Regions from separate parts of the Homo sapiens genome. Here region 2 is linked to region 1. A link is a loop called in an ENCODE intact Hi-C map of the cell type or tissue named here. Cell type or tissue: PC-9. All regions are shown on one strand. Region 1 overlaps DYNC1H1 (dynein cytoplasmic 1 heavy chain 1). Region 2 overlaps DYNC1H1 (dynein cytoplasmic 1 heavy chain 1).

Region 1 (2,500 bases):
TTGAAGGAGACGAGTATGCCACCTTGATGACGCAGTGCAAAGAGGGGGCACAGAAGGAAGGCCTGATGCTGGACTCGCACGAGGAGCTCTACAAGTGGTTCACTAGCCAGGTTATCCGCAACCTCCACGTCGTGTTCACCATGAACCCGTCCTCGGAGGGACTCAAGGACCGGGCAGCTACATCACCAGCACTTTTCAACAGGTACGTGGGCCTTTACTTGGCTCTGGGTCAGGAAAGTCGGTGTCCTTCCAAGGGACAAAGCCTGCCCCTCATAGCTGTCCTGAAACATGGGCCTCTTTCTCAGGTGTGTGTTGAATTGGTTTGGAGACTGGTCCACCGAAGCACTGTATCAGGTTGGCAAAGAATTCACAAGTAAGATGGATCTGGAGAAGCCAAATTACATCGTGCCTGATTACATGCCAGTTGTGTATGATAAGCTGCCGCAGCCACCATCCCATCGGGAAGCCATTGTGAACAGCTGTGTGTTTGTTCATCAGACTCTTCACCAGGTGGGTTCAGTTTTGAGATCAACAGATAAACCACAAAACTAACCATCATGCTAATATAAAACTAAATTGCTATAAAAATAGACCTTAAGGCCAGGTGCAGTGACTCATGCCTGTAATCCCAGCACTTTGGGAGGCCAAGGCGGGAGGATCACTTGAACCCAGGAGTTCAAGACCAGCCTGGGCAACATGGCGAGACCCCATCTCTACAAAAAATACAAAGAAAATTAGCCGGGCATGGTGGTGGGCACCTATAGTCCCAGCTACTCAGGAAGCTGAGGTGGGAGGATCACTTAAGCCCAGGAGGCAGAGGTTATATTGAGCTGAGATCACGGCACTGCAATCCAGCCTGGGCAACAGAGCAAGACCCAGACTCAAAACAACATAAATAGACCTTAGGGCACTTCATGTTTGACATTGTACTGTTATTTGTAAAGGAAATACTTGTTTCTTACCTCTTACCTCTTTAGTAACATCTCATTCTTGTCACTGGGCTGTAAATTCTGGAGCCGTCTAACACTTTAGTGCCCCCACTGACTCTGCCTCTGATAAAATGATCTCCTTTGCCTTTGTCTCCCACTGCTGCTGTATGTTCAGGCCCTTACTCTTTCCTCTAGATCAGGAATCAGCACGCTTTCTCTTTAAAGAGCCAGATCATAAATGTTTTAACCTTTACAGGTGGAGTAGTCTCGGGCACAGCTACTCAGTGCTGCCATTGTAGGGCAAAAGCCTCCAGAGACCATATATAAATGAATGGGTGTGGCTGTGGCCAGTAAAACCTCATTACTGAAAAATGCAAGGCTTGGCCTGCTAACCATGTTTTGCTAATCCTTGCTGTAGATTCTGTGTGATAGAAGAATTCAGTCTACTCCTCCCTCCCAGAAGAGCTTTGTGAAATCCACTCTGAGCTTGTAGGTGTCCTGCTGCCCAGCCCCTGCAGGCCATCTCCATTGCCCTTGGAATGTCGTCCAGCCCTGGCTTCCCCTGGTAGTCTGATCATCTTGCTGTGCTTCAGAAATCAAGGGACCAGAGCAGTTTCTCACATCAGGCCTGCCTTGCCCCTTTCTTGTCATTTCTTACTAATAAAAGGTGGAAGCAGGCTAGCTAACCTTTCTATAGTAACTGACATTTGTGATGCCTTTTCACATAAGTACACCTCTAAAGTTGGTGTAATCACCATCCTCAGTTTAGAGAAGTTAAAGGGCTTAGAGAGGTTTGGAAGTGTAAGGGGTATCTCGAAAGCTCTAAGTGGCTAAGCTGAGGCCCGACTCGAGTGTTCTGGCCCCGAGGGCCAGGCTCCTTCTATCATGTCACACCCATCTGCCAAGGCCAAAATTGTTTTCTGAGGTTAAGTCACAGAGTTTCCTGAAGAGTGAGAAGATGTAACTATTTTCTGAAAGGCGAATGCTCGGCTAGCAAAGCGAGGCGGCAGAACGATGGCCATCACCCCTCGCCACTACCTGGACTTCATCAATCACTATGCCAACCTGTTCCACGAGAAGCGGAGCGAGCTGGAGGAGCAGCAGATGCACTTGAACGTGGGGCTCAGGAAGATCAAAGAGACAGTCGACCAGGTGCGTCACAGGCACAAATTCCTCACGGGAGTGAGCTGCAGTGAGGACCCCTTTCCATATAATTTCTGCATGTTTCTCGTCTCTGAGTGTGGGCTTTGCTCTTTAGGTAGAAGAACTGCGTCGTGACTTGAGGATAAAGAGCCAAGAGCTGGAGGTGAAGAATGCAGCAGCCAATGACAAGCTGAAAAAGATGGTGAAAGACCAGCAGGAGGCTGAAAAGAAGAAGGTATGGTGTCAGGGAATTCTGGCCTGTAAGGACTGAGCATTTTCAGTCTCCAATGAGAGAGTAGGAAATGTAGTTCCAAATGGGTCTTAGGGTTAGAGAGAGGGAGGGAGGGAGAGAGAGTGTGTGTGTGTGTGTGTGTTGGCAGAGTGAAGAATGTTGTTTAGAATTTAGTCAGCAAATTAACCAATGCTTA
Region 2 (2,500 bases), 56 kb before region 1:
TGAGCTCGAGTGATCCACCCACCTTGGCCCCTCAAAGTACTGGGATTACAGGCATGAGCCACTGGGCCCAGTCGAGGGTGGTATAGTTTTTAAGGTAATTGAAATTGCATAGTTTTTGTATTCCATTAAACAAGCCATAATGCTGGCTGGGTGCAGTGGCTCACGCCTGTAATCCCAACACTTTGGGAGGCTGAGGCAGGCAGATCACTTGAGCTCAGGAGTTCAAGACCAGCCTGGGCAACATGGAGAAACCTTGTCTCTACAAAAATACAAAAGTTAGCCAGGCATGGTGATGCACAACTGTATCCCAGCTACTCAGGAGGCTGAGGTAGGAGAATCACTTGAGCCCAGAGAGGTCAAGGCTGCAATGAGCTGTGATTGCACCACTGCACTCCAGCCTGGGTGACAGAGTGAGATCCTGTCTCAAAAAAAATAAAACAGATGTAATGCTTACCTAATTCATAGTTTAATGATACAAATTACTAGTAGTTTGAAATACATTAAACTAGTCTTTGAATAAAAGTATACACACGTTAGTGCTAAATGCCATTTTGAACATCTCTAGAAATTCAATAAACTCTCAAAAGTTAACCAAGGAAGTGTTCACAAGTTGTTGTAATGTGTGTCAGTATAGCTTGCAGGGAAGGAACTCATGAAGCAGGCCCAGTACTTTGATTCTTTGAATGCATGGACATATAGTACAGTATTGGTCTGTTACATTTTAACAGTAACTTTGTATTAACTAGTAACTTTGCCAAGCATAAGGAAATGGATTCAAATTTTACTGAAAGTGGTATTACTTAATCAAACGTGCAGATTGTGTTTGTAGTAAGCTTATAAATATAACAGGGCTAATAGCCTCTTTGTTATTAAGAATTAATAATCAAGTGTCCTTCCTCCTCTGGACAACTATTTAAAAAAAAAAAAAAGAAAGAAAAGTAGAATGTCAGATTATTATTTGATGGCAGTTTTTGAAACAGTGTCCTAAATTGTGTGACTGTAAATGGGAGTCAGACATACTCAACTGTGTTTGATCCGTGTCTTTATAGGGAATATGCACAGAAAGACTAGTCCAAGATGTTTTCTGTGACTGGTTCGTAGTGACTTCCATAAGTTATTATCAAGAGAAGTTAGAATTTAGCAAAGCAGCAGGGAATATCTATTTGCATTATCGTTGTTTGAGGATTATGTCATTGGGTGTGCCTTCCTGAGCTGAAGCAGCATTCTACTGCATTGCAGTATTCCCAGGGCAGAGCTGGAGCGCTCACCACACAGCGGTGACTCATCTCTTGGAATGGCACCTAGTTCCCCTAACCCGGTTTGCATTAGGAAGTGTAGGCCACATGCTCATATGCTGTGTCCGGACTGCGCAATTTCTGTGTGATTTTATTTGTATCAATGATGACTCTTTATGGGGGGTAGAAATGATTCAGAGTTAACAAGCCATATTTTTAGTTGCGTCAGTGATTTCCTTTGATCATTATAGAATGTTAATTTTATTTTCTGTATATTGTTTCGGTGTTATTTTGATGGCATATTTTATATAAATGGTAGAACAATATGGAAAATTCAGAAAATTGAGGGAGAAAATCATCGCAGTACTTTGACAGCTGTTTCAGTTTGGAGATAGTTCTTTATTCTCTATGCTTACATTTTACAGGTTGTAATCGTGTGTGGCTGCTTTCAGGCAGTGTGATTTCTCTTGTGGTCTAGCTACATTTGAGTGGTTAGAAAAATTGGTTGCTTTCTTTAGTTTTTTTAATAGTCGTTTTAAAAAATAGCAAGTATCTGGCATACTAGAATGTTCTGCCGCCTACTCCTTCCTCTTCCTAAAATTATATCCAAATATACCCAAAACAATAATTTGGAAGAATTATTGTCTCTCGATAGATACACTAATTTTTTTTTTTTTTTTGAGATCAATCTCAGCTCACTGCAACCTCCACCTCCCAGGTTGAAGCAATTCTCTTACCCCAACCTCCCAAATAACTGAAATTACAGGTGCCAACCACCACACCCAGCTAATTTTTTTAATTTTTAGTAGGTATAGGGTTTCACCATGTTGGCCAGGCTGGTATTGAACTCCTGACTTGAAGTGATCTGCCCGCCTCGGCCTCCCAAAGTGCTGAGATTACAGGCATGAGCCACCGCGCCTGGCCAGATAGACTAATATTTTATACTCTTTAGTGTGAATTTTGTATTTGTCTCATCTTAAAACTAAGGAAGCAGGGGTTGGGCGCAATGACTCATGCCTGTAGTGCCAGGCCGAGGCATGAGGATCTCTTGAGCCCCAGGAGTTTGACACCAGCCTGAGCAACATAGAGAGACCCCATCTCTAAAAAATGTTTTAAAAATCCACTGAAGGTGGTGGCATGAGCGTGGGGTCCCAGCTCTTTGGGAGGCTGAGGCAGGAGGATCTCTTGAACCCAGAAGATCAAGACTACAGTGAGGTGTGATGAAGCCACTGCGTTCCAGCCTGGGCGGCAGAGCAAGACATTGT

What was found. Hi-C counts contacts between places; a loop is a spot of excess contacts. Peaks named below come from ENCODE experiments on the same cell type or tissue, not always from the same donor. Only the 100,000 strongest peaks of a DNase experiment are listed, where the experiment ranks them.
Region 2: a loop joins it to region 1, with 3.0 times the contacts of the local background. A loop is called at or near these places in 19 of 110 quality-filtered maps.

The regions. Positions count from the first base shown.
Region 1 is chr14:102,027,632-102,030,131 of GRCh38, forward strand. DYNC1H1 (dynein cytoplasmic 1 heavy chain 1) reads left to right here. Exons shown (of 78, transcript NM_001376.5): 47 at 1-202; 48 at 306-510; 49 at 1,908-2,081; 50 at 2,188-2,307. Among named protein-coding and RNA genes, the nearest start is that of HSP90AA1, 58 kb to the right of the region's middle. RefSeq lists an enhancer at 1-890. In PC-9, CTCF peaks have their summits at 1,233 and 1,498; DNase peaks (open chromatin) are centred at 460 and 1,310; H3K4me3 peaks cover 1,157 bases; H3K27ac peaks cover 2,500 bases.
Region 2 is chr14:101,971,301-101,973,800 of GRCh38, forward strand. All of the region lies in intron 1 of DYNC1H1 (dynein cytoplasmic 1 heavy chain 1), which reads left to right. Among named protein-coding and RNA genes, the nearest start is that of DYNC1H1, 8.0 kb to the left of the region's middle. In PC-9, no CTCF peak of the experiment used is centred here; a DNase peak (open chromatin) is centred at 1,291; H3K4me3 peaks cover 1,876 bases; H3K27ac peaks cover 2,500 bases.